Regions from separate parts of the Homo sapiens genome. Here region 2 is linked to region 1. The links are chromatin contacts, found by Hi-C in ENCODE. All regions are on one chromosome and are shown on one strand. Each heading gives the region's core, a stretch centred on a gene start or an enhancer-like site at or near the end of the contact. The rest is flanking DNA. Distances are from core to core; before and after follow the strand shown.

Region 1 (5,620 bases), core at 1,393-3,892:
CCACTATGAATATGTAGTACTTGTGCATTTAAAAAATGTTATAAATCTGCAAGTTAACAAATCTAATGCATTTCCCTTCAATCTCATCATCCCAAGACTAGACCTTTTTCGGACAGTGGCTTGAAGACAGACAGGCTCTCCTAAGAGATGGAAGCCCAGGGTGTTCAGCCCCCACTGTCTAAGGCCCCCCAACTCCAGGAGCCCCATATGTTCCTACCAGACCATAGGCTTAACTGGATGTAGGCCAGGGGTGGGGGAATGTGCTCTGCTTGGCATTGTAAGGTGCCAGGCGCACCTGAGCAGCTGGACAGGTGTGACAGATGCCCTGGATTGCATGGAGCTGGCTGTGCCTGTGCACACACACCCGTCTGCACCCCGTCCTCCCCTCCCTACACCTCCCTGTCTTCCCGGCTAGCTCAGGTGTGGTGCATCTGTGGCCCATTGGCAGCTCTCTTGCCCGCAGTGCACAGGGAGCTGTCAGGTTAAAAGCTGGCTTGCTCGATTTGATCCCACATGCGAGCTGTTTTATTTCCCTCTCTCTCCCTTACACGGCTTCGGTGTGCTTTTATAAATATTTCACTAGCCTTGCTAAAGTCTATTTCATCTCTCTCTTAAATTTATTAAATATAAATGCAGCAACAACTCTACCATAAGTCTCTCTTTGCTGTCAAAATCTCAGGCTCCCATGGAAGTAAATATAATTTGCTTTGTTTACCGTAGGTAACTTGGAGCCCTATCTGCTATCTCAACACCCCCTAAGCACCCCCAAATCTCCCTGTTTTTGTTAGCAGGGGTCTGTCTCATCCCAATGTAGTGCACGGGGACACGGGTCACGCTTTGAAGAGGGCGTGACAAAGGGGCTGTTCTCCGACACTCGCATGGCAGGGAATTTCTTGGTCCGCTGGTCCCTCAATGACACAATCAATGAGTAAAGGGGGATACCTTTACTCATCACCTCAGACCTGAGCACGCCCTGGGCCCCATTTGGGCAGAGCTTTGCTCTTTGCTTTTCTTTTAAAGTAAAGGGCCCATCTGCTGCAGCTAGTGACCTGGCCAAAAAAGACACAGACTGCTGTGAAATGATTGAGGGCAGTGACTCCCCTCCCACCCCAGGAGCCAGAGCCGACAGAGCCAAGAGCAAGGCAGGAATTCAGGTCCCCAAAAGCAAGCCAGAAGCACCACCTCCAAGCGCCCTGCCACTTCCTTTGTTCTTTGTTAATTGCAAAATAAACACAACCCTGCCCACCGACTGTGGAGAAAGATTTCTGCCAACTGGGGGACCCGGCAGGTAGTGGGCAGGCATTTGCCCTCCATCAACCACATGTGATTTCCTGGAGGAGAAGGGGCAGTAGAGAAGGGGCAGAGTGGCAGGGCTGGGATGGACCTAGCTTAGGGCTTGTAGGTCAGGGAAGTGAGGGAAGTGGATGTCAAGATGGAAGACACAGGCACGCTTTGTTTGCATCTGAAATCAGTGAGAATAGCTTTCTCTTCCACAAAGAACTGGATCTCTTTCACCCAGGTGAAAGGTGCTATTTCTAGCTCTTATTTCTTAATGAAAATGGCCCTCTCAGTCTGTCCTGTTTTTCTCTACTTTTGGTGGTGACATTGGAGCAGAACGATGGCATTTCCGCTTTCTATAAGAAAGAGGGCCAGGCTTGTCTAAGAACCCCCACCCCTAACTCCTAGCCTGGCATCTTCCATTAAACTTGCAGAGATGAAACAGGTGACTGACATCTTGGGCTGGGGGGACAGACGTTTAGAATTAGCTCCTGGATGCATCCAGGAATTCAGATCTGTGCTAAAACTCTCTATAGCTCCAGAAGACTGGCTTTTACAGTGGCTGTGCCCTGGAGTCTCAGAGACTGTCCTGCAGATTCAGGAAGAGAGGTGTTGTACGGACTTGCAGATTTTCTGTCTCACCGTCCCATTTAGACACAGGAAGACAAGAGAAAGTTACCTCTAGGAGGTGAAAGGAGTAAGTTTTTTGGGGGGGTCAACTGAAGATCTGTGTGAGAACCTTTTCCACACTACAACAATAGACTAAAAAAAATTGACTCAGCTTACATAGAATGCAATTGTTTTGTACAATTATTTTGCTTAAAAAGTGAAAAGGGTTTTAGAATTGTGGTTTTGAACTTGTTAGTAATTTTGATTTTTCAGTTTTATTCTTGTATTTTACAGTCACAATTATTATTATTTTTTTCTTTTTAGATCTCAAGCATGTTTAATGGCCCCCGAAAAGAATCTATAGACCCCACACTGTTTATGGGGTAAATCAAGCCTCTGGGTCTGGGATGGAAGAACCAGAGTGTGGGGTTTCAGAGAAGGGTAGTGGGGAAGAAGCCACTTGCTCTGGAGCAAGTGATCATTGGGCCTTCCCTGGGATGGCCCCAGGGAGCACGCCTCTGGCCGACCTCCACCGGCCTGCCAACCCAGGCTGCGGGGGCGGCTGCGAGTCCCCCGAAGGTAAATGACGCGGCATCAGCGGGGTCCCTGTGTCAACTGCATGATGGCTTTCAGGCCTGGGGCTGGTGGCTTCCTGTCTCACCGCTGAGAGCGAGGCTATTTCAGGATCTCGCTGCTTCCGTCTGTTCCGGGGAGGGCAGGATGGAGGGCGGGCAGTGGAGAGGAGGCGGAGGCCCGGGTCTACATCTACCAGGTGTTTCAGAGGCAAACTTTCTTTTTCCTCCTGTTTCTGCTGCCCACTGCTGGTGGAATGGGTTTGTCAAGTTGGCATTACTTTCTTTGAAATGCTTTTTATTCACTGCTTTTGGAGTAAAAAACAAAACTCAGTCATATCCCTACTCAAGGCTTGGATAATTGCCCAATACAGCAACATCTTCTGTAGTAAAATTTACCTTCAAAAATCCTGTGAATCATTAGGACCTGATGGGTTCTGAGAATTTCACTTATTTTGTTTGTTTGTTTGTCTCTTGGGCATTTTAGCTGTGCCTTCCCTGTCCCTGGGGCGATGGGGATGAGGGAACAGTGACAGGGTCAATAAATGCGCCTCTGCCTGCCTATTTCTCTCTCCTTCTCTTTGTCTGCACTCACTTAGCTGAATTTGGGTAAGATGGTTGTTTGTGGGAGCCAACCCCATTGTACTTCTGCACAGTACGTTTACTGCTGTCAGAACACTCTCACACGCACACGCACCAAGCCATTGTTTGGGGAAACTTCCCTGGCAGGTCGAAGGAATGGAATTGCTGTCTCCATTTCCCATCTCAGGACGCTGAGGCTGGGAGAAGGGGACCGGCCTGTGCGGGTTGCAGGATGCGTGGCTGGGGTTTGAAGCAGCGTCCCCACCCCCGTGCGTGGGCTGTTGCCATTGCCCCACGTTTCTCACGTTTCCCCTTGGCCTTACTTGAGATTCCCTGTTCCCTGTGGAGGGGCCTAGGAAGGGCCCCTGATTGACTTTTGGCCCCAAACCGTGACTCTCTCTCAGAGGTGGCTCAGGGAACTTTAATGATTTAGGGCAGCGCTGCTTAGCCAGGGGCAATTTTGTTTCTCAGGGGACATTTGGCAGTGTCTAGAAACATTTTTGGTTTTCACAATTGGGGGTTGCTACTGGCATCTAGTGGGTAGAGGCTGTTAAACACCCTGTAGCCCAGAGGACAGGCCCCTCCTGCCCTGCAACAAACAATTATCCGGCCCAGAATGTCAACAGTGCCAAGGGTGAGAAGCTCTGGTTTAGGGGAGTGAACTCCAGGTGGTTAGGAACTATCGCCACATATTTCTTGCCTTCTTCTAAGCTCTCGGTCCATGATGTTCAGCAAGGAGTCACTGAGCACCTCCCACACGCATGGCACACTCCCATCTAGGCTGCCTGCCTGTGCCATCTCCTTACACTCTCAAAGGCATGGTAAAGTGGGTGAATCTCTCCATAGGACTCATGAGAACATGAGGGTTTAGAGGGTGTCACCGTTGGGTGTCCTGGGAGGTAGGCTCTGGGGTGGATATTTGTATGCAGAACCAGCCTCTGTAGGGAGAGAGGGACTCAGGATGGGGCAGAGAAGGAGATGGGCGGTGATGCAGTCATAGCAAAGGCCTCTGTTGATCCCCTGGGAGCCCTGGCACTGCTGTGATCATTCAGAGATGTTCCAAATTGGGGTGAAGAATCCAGGCTTTTCTACCGGCCCCCAACATTGACCATTAGATGTGGCCACCCCAGGGTGGGGGGTGTCAGTGTGTGAAGTGTCTCTTGGCTGAGGGTAAGGCTCTGAGATGGGCTCAGCCAGGAGCAGAGCCACCAGCATGCCTAAGCAGCTGTTCCCAGGAGGCTTTTGGGGATTTGGGCAGAGCTCGGTGTCCACTCTAAGGAGCTCGAGTGCTTGCCCAGGTTTGCTCCCTAGCTGGGCCGCCCCCCTCCCTCATGGTGGCATTGGAAGTCTGTGGAAACTGAGGCCTCCTAACCCAGGGCTGTAATCTCTGACAGAGTACCATCAGCATTTCTTAACCCCATAAGCCACAAACTGGCAGCACCGATTCATGTTTTGTGTACCACTATTTTTAGTGAGTTACCACTGTTCTAAAATAAGGAGATTTTTACATAAAGTTCTGAATTCCTAGGTTTCATGGAAATATTGGGAGACCTGACTGTGCTGGCACACTTTCTAGCTGTGCAGGAGCGATCCCTTTTGCAAAGTAGGTGTGTGTGTTGAGGGGGGTGTCTCACCACTCCATTGTATGCCTAACCCACCACCCTCATTTACTCATCCATGTCATGACTCTTACTCTCTGCATGGGCTACTGTTGGAGCCTAGTTCTTCTGTGCTAAGCATTGGTGTTTCTCTCTTCAACCAACAGGGTTTTGCCTGTTCTTCGACCTTAGGGCATTTCCCTTGACCCCATTTCCCACTGTGGCCTTTAAAGAGAATCTCAAGAATCACAGAGAAAGCTTCTCAATGAAAACCAATGGGAACAAATCCGGCCTTTGTTCCAGGACATCCTGCCCTTCTGGCTGGCTCTGAGGCTGCAGGTACCAAAGCTGTCCCTGCTCAATCCTCCCTCTCGGAGTGGGCTTTGGTTTTTGTGGGCGACTCCATTGTTAAAAGCCAGCCCTACAATGGGACGAGGACAGTTGACAGGTTTCTGTGCAAGCGCGTTTCCGATCGCGCAAGGTAACAGCTTCATTACTCAGTGATGAGTGACCCATATTTCCTAACATGATTTCCCTGCTGTAACTCAAATTGAGTTCATGTTATTCTAATGATATCAGTTGACCTTGAGAATTAGACCAAGAAGCCTGGGGTTATTCTTCCAACTTCCACTGCAGATTCTTCTGATGTGTTTGGAAACACAATCTACTCCTCATCGCCCTGAAGTGGGCAGGGGGAAAAGAGAAAACAAAGATCCCGACCTGCTCTGATTTTTAGAAAATACATCTGGGCAATTTCAGGCGACGGGAGGCTCTTTCCCTCTCAGTTCTGCTCCCCCACCACTGCCTCTCCCCCAAGATCCTGGATCTTTCCTGCCAGGAAGAGTCCTCCTCTAGGTCCTACGGGATCTCCTTGCTGCAGCCTCTCCTTGCCCCACCACCCTGCTGGGTCAAGCTCCCAAAACCAGAGCAGACGGCGCTTCTCTAGTTCCCTCACTGGCTCCTCATTGCCTGCTGGTAAAC
Region 2 (5,441 bases), core at 2,888-5,387, 130 kb before region 1:
GGATGCCAGCACGCTCAGCTTGCCTGGACCCTCCCTTCTGTCTCCCCACAAGCCCAACAACAGCCCTTCCTCCAGCCACCACTCCCAAGCTCCCCACGGTCTGTAATATAATTTAGCTTAAGCCTTTAGTTAAAGACCAGGGCCAGTAGGTAGCTGATTTTCCCAGTCCTCAGGGTGGACGCTTGACAGGTTTCTGTGCTGGGACTAAGGAGCGGAGGGAAGGGAAGTGGAGTGACTGATAATTAAAGGATCCTGAGGGCCCTAGTGTGGTCCAGTTGGCCCAAGAGGGGTCCTGCCCCATGGAGATCTGGTCAGTGGGCATGTGTGCACCTGACCTTCTGGAGGGTAGGCAGCTACCACCAGGGGCTGGGGTGGGGCAGCAGTGGGTGGGGGTGGGGGGGCAGGGAGTAATTGCTTGGACAGAATATTCCCAGTGCCCAGCTTCGAGTTGAATTAACTTCCAAGAAAATATCTAATATCCCTCCCCTTTCCCTTGGAGAAGCAACAACTAGTTGAATCCATCCATCTGTGTCTCTCCCACCCTCTGCATCCTGGGGAACATGGAGGAATCTAAAAAAGAATTTGCCAAAATCAAGGTGGAGCATGAACCTCCCAGGTATGCTTGGGAGCAGAGGAAGCGGGGAAAATAATGTTTTTGTTTCCCTGAAACACACACACCCTCTCAGTCCCAACCAAAACCAGATGAATATTTTAACACTAGCGCATTTTGTTCAAGCCAGGAGTACACTGCATTCCTGGCAAGGCCAGAGAATGACCTGAAAACCTGAATATTTCAGGGAACAAAAGGTCCTTGGGTCTACCTCCGTCCAGGGTTATTTGATGACTGGTTTGGAGGGGTTTCGGGAGTGTGGGAGGAAGTGGGCAGGGTTTCTGCTGGTCCCCCTCCCTTCCAGGCTGCCTACTGTGGGAGCCCATGCCCTGCTCCGTGGCACCAGGCAGCCGTGTGGAGCCACAAGGTCCCAGCTCCCAGCCATGCACCAGGCAGAAAGGAAGAGGTGGGAGAGAGAAGGAGAGGGCGAGAGGCGAGGGGGCTGGGAAATAGAGAAACAAACTCTGTTTTCTGCTCATCTGTGGCGGGAGGCTCCCGCGGCCCACAAGCTCTCGGAGTGAAGCAATTTCAGACAGGGATGAGTGTCTGTTTTTCCCTGGAGCAGAGGCTAAAAAACCCCAAAGCCCTCGGTTTCTCTTCCCTTAATATCCTGTTTTAGAAAGTGCAGTTGTGAGAAGGTGAAGGAAATGAAGAAGACCCTTAGCAAATGGAAGCAGTCCTTCCCCCGCTGGAGCCAGGGGGCTGGGATGCCTTGTTCCAGCTGCTATGGATAGGCTGGACAGAGGCCACCTCTGGGATTGGGAGAGGGAGCTTGTTGCTGAAGGGGGTCCCTGGCAGGTGGCCATTTGCAGACAAGGATTCAGATTCCCGTCCTGTCTTGGGGGATGTTTACTGGGACTGGTGCCATTTGTGTGGCTTCAAAAGCCTTGGACAATGGCATGCCCAGCTCCCTGCCCAGAGAAATGAGGATCTTGGAATACTGTGGCTCTAGGCTCTGTTGATCCTGCCTTTCTTCCAAATGCAGGTGCTGGACATTCACCCCCTGCCGCCTTCTTCCACCTGCCCACAGTGTGTGCCTGCCATGTGTCTAGGTCAAGCAGGCACTGGCCTTTACTGCAATGTGAGTGCAGAGTTTCAGAGGCAGCCTGGTCCAGGGTGGCTGGGAGCCGGGTCTCTATCGCTGGCAAATAGGAACTACAGAGGCTGTTATGTCCTGGAGAGGCCTCTTGCACCTGCATGGTGGAAGGAGGACAGAAGCTGCTTCTACAGTGGAGGTCTCCCTCTTGTGCCATCAGTGGGGCGTGGGGAAATCCTTCTCTCCATGAGTGAGGAGGGTCGGCACTGCCTGTGGCTGCCAACAAGGTTTCCTGCAGGCCTTAAGTCACCTCCTGGCCTTGCTCTCCTCCTGCACTTACCTGCTGCAAGTTGAGCGGCTGCTGGACTGCCTGCCTTACCTTCCAAGTCTTGCACCACATTTCCCTTCTCTTTTGACCCTGCTTGGAGGGATGTCCCAGCCCTCCTTTTCTCTGTTTGTGGAGATGCTGGCTCCTGGCTGGTCGCTGGGCCTTGCTGGACATGGGGCCCTGGCGTCTGTCTGGGTGTGAGCCTCAGTTCTGCACTCTGCTCTCTGGGCAACTAGGCAAGTCATGTAACCTCACTGTGCCTGCTTTCTCCTCAGTAAAACGGTGATGATAACGGTACCCTCTCCTTATGTGCTAGTGAGAATTACATAAGCTAAGTATGTAGAGTGCATAGATCAGTGTTGACATGGAGTAGCAATGAGTACATAAATGTTTGACATTATTATGGCTGTGGTGGTTGATTTCTTTTCCTACAACTCTTTCCCATTCTTGGAGACTTGGCTCACAGCACCGCTCCTGCAGGGACCCCACCCCCCCACGCCAGCTGGCCTGACCCCAGGTCTTCCATTGTCTGCCCTGGGTGGTTGGACACCCAACCTTACTGCCTCATTGTCTGCCCGGGTTGTCTTTAATGTTGTCACATCCATTTGGCACATCTCAGTTATTTCCAGATTCTTTTGAGAACAGGGACTTGCCTGTCTTCTCATCTGTGCCCTCTGTTTCTGGCCCCCAAATTCTGGATTTGGTAAATGTTTAGTAATCACTTGCTTCATTGAATAGTATTAAACTACATTTTTAAAAAGGTAAAGGCCTTTCACTTCAAAGACTACATATAATAAAGAATATATGCGCATCTATTCCTTATCATACAGTATCTGCTCTGGGCTAGACCCTGGGAATCACACCCAGTGCCAATGGAAAAAATTCAGCTCAGAGAAGAAAACTAATTTGCCCAAGGTCACAGCAACTGGAAAGTCAAAGGTAGGACTTGAATTCAGGGCTCTGAACTCTACTGGGGCAGACTGTGTGGGCAGCAGAGAGTTGGGCTCTGGGGGTTTTCCAACAGGACCAGTTTTCTGATGGGTAGGGGCCAATTTGCTAAGGGTTGGCCTTGAGCTACGGACTGCAGTGGCCTGAGTCTACAAGTCTGTGAAAGAGTGCCTGCCTCCAGGTAGTGTCCACGAGTGGCATGGTGGCCTCCGTTTTTATTGGTAGTGAATGTAGTTGCATTGGGGCTAACACTCAATAGACTTGACTCTGTCAAGGTTCAGGGCACCTGGCAGTGCCCAGCCCAGCTACTGCTCTTGCCTGCACCCCTGCCTCTGCCCCTGCCCCCACCACGAGTTCACCTGGCACCATGAGCTCCCTTGGACAGCAGCTGGCCAGGCACCCCAGTCAGCTGCCTGAGCACAGGGACCACAGCCACGGTTGCTGTTCCCAGTGTTCCCAGTGTCTATCTTGGTATACAGTAAGTGGTCAATGCGGGCAGCAGGAAATATGATGAGGGCCAAAGGGATTTGTCTGGTTCTGGCAATTTCCTCCAGAGAGCAAAGGAAACTTCTGGTTCCATGTCTGGGTATGGAGTTTGAGAAACGGGATGAACAGGGTAAGATGAGAACACTGACCTTTGAAATAGCCCTGCCCCTCTGTCTCTCCCAGGAGTCAGGAGCACTATCTGGGGTGATCAGGAGAGAGCCAGGGGAGAAAAAGGACCCCACCCTAAGACAGAGTTTGGCCTTTGCTTCTCCCAGCCTGCACTCAGTCTCTGATCTAACCACCCTGGAGGGCAGCCCGTGCCTCCTTCAGGCTCCTCCAAGTGTGGGCCAGTGACCTACACCATCTGCAGTGTCTCAGAGTGTGCGAGAAGTACCAAAGGCCAGGCCTCACCTGGTCCTGCCAAACAAGAATCCGTGTTTTTAAAAGAGCTCCAGGTGATTTGCATGCTCAGTCAAGTTTGAGAAGGGCTGGCTTGGAAGTCGGGACACCCAGGGCAAATGCTGCCGGAGGTAGCACGGTGCCCTCCAGCCTGGCCTCTGTCGAAGCCCCACCCACTGCTAGCCATACAGCTTGGGGATGTGGCCTGTCCTGGTTTCATTTCCTCCTAGGCACAGTCGGGCCTATCTCCCTGTGCTGCTGAACGAGGACTGGGGCAGCCACTCCTAACACATGCTCTGCACTTAGCTCACAGCCCGGGTGTTGTGAATGCTGGCCGGATGTGATGTTAGAGGCCTGAAGAACCTAGAGAGTGAAGGGGCTGCGGCAAGTAGGAGGGGAAACTGCTGATCTGAGAAGCTAGTTTTGCGTTGGGCTTGTTTAGTGGAGCTTAAATTAGGAGCTAAATACCCGCCAGGACTCCCCGTGGAATTATTACATGAAATGGCAGGGAGACGGGGAGCCAGAGTTAATGCTGGTGATAGCAGTTTTTTTTAAATCTAAAAAAAATGTGTTGAAAGCAAGTGAAACCCCTGGTGATCGCAAATGAATTGCCTAAGTTCTCTTAGCATATCCACTTTCCTGAGTGATGCCTGGGTTCGCGTGAATGAGCCACTTTCTTCTCATTACGAAGGTGCAGTGTGGCTCCTGCAATGACTCCTGGTTCCGGCTGGCAGTCTGGTATGGGCCCGACCCCTCGATCCGCCTGTGGAAGCTGCATCCTTGGTGGTGGCAGGAGGGGCTCCATGGGCAGGGCCGGGCATCTGGGCCTTCTAGCAGTTTAAATGCCTCCGATTAGCAAGTCGGGTGGGAAGAGGTGCTAAAAAGAATCCTTCCCACCTCCTCCGCTGGCATGTTTTGAAGGGAGTTCAGTTATGAGACTATTAAAATGTTATTTTGATAATTAAGCCCACAGCTGTTCTGAGGGCAGCAGGGGCAGGCAGCACACAGGCAGCAGAAGGCCTGGTGCTCTCCCAGGCTCCAGGAGAGAGGGAAAGCAGGAGGGAGCAGGGCAGGGCGAGGTGGGATGCACGACCTGGAGTGCAGCTGGCTGTAGGCGGAGAGTGCCCCTGTCATTGGGTTCAAGGATGCCTTTGAATGACAGGAGGCAACAGTGGCTCCAGCAGGCTTCCAGTCTTAGGTATGGCAAGCTGTCCCCCACATGGGGATACCTACTAGGTTTCACCAAGACTCTCAGAGCAGGGGTCACTAGATCAGTGGTTCTCCAAGTAGAGTCCAAGGACCAGCAGCATCAGCATCAGCAGCAGCATCACCTGAGAGCTTGCTAGAAATGCAAATTCCCAGCCCCACATACAACTGCTGAATCAGAAACTCTGGGTGAGGACTGGCAATCAGTGTTTTGTCTTTTTAGAGACAGGATCTTGCTCTGTCACTGGAGTGCTGTGGTGCTATCATAGCTCACTGCAGCCTCAAACTCCTGGCTCAAGTGATCCTCGTGCCTCAGCTTCCTGATTAGCTGGGACCACAGGCATGTACCACCATGCATGGCTAATTTTTAAAATTTTGTGTAGACAGCGGGTCCCACTATGTGGCCCAGGCTGGTCTTGAACTCCTGA

The links. A loop is a pair of places that touch in the nucleus more often than their neighbours do. Pooled maps may share reads with other maps.
Region 2: a map of OCI-LY7 shows a loop between it and region 1 (4-fold over the local background). The contact joins two enhancer-like sites. A Hi-C loop is called at or near these places in 1 of 168 maps with a recorded cell type or tissue (OCI-LY7), 5 of 37 single-sample maps with no recorded cell type and 6 of 50 pooled maps.

The regions. Positions count from the first base shown.
Region 1 is chr16:49,438,538-49,444,157 of GRCh38, reverse strand. The region is part of intron 2 of LOC105371244 (a long non-coding RNA gene); the gene reads left to right. Among named protein-coding and RNA genes, the nearest start is that of LINC02179, 25 kb to the left of the region's middle. RefSeq lists enhancers at 379-880, 2,402-2,681, 1,937-2,884. Within about 2 kb of position 2,642, at least 8 of the 41 ENCODE cell types and tissues checked have a DNase peak (open chromatin) inside an H3K27ac peak, as active enhancers do; they include OCI-LY7, where a contact is called at or near this core.
Region 2 is chr16:49,574,172-49,579,612 of GRCh38, reverse strand. All of the region lies in intron 5 of ZNF423 (zinc finger protein 423), which reads left to right. Among named protein-coding and RNA genes, the nearest start is that of LINC02179, 110 kb to the right of the region's middle. Within about 2 kb of position 4,137, at least 9 of the 41 ENCODE cell types and tissues checked have a DNase peak (open chromatin) inside an H3K27ac peak, as active enhancers do; they include OCI-LY7, where a contact is called at or near this core.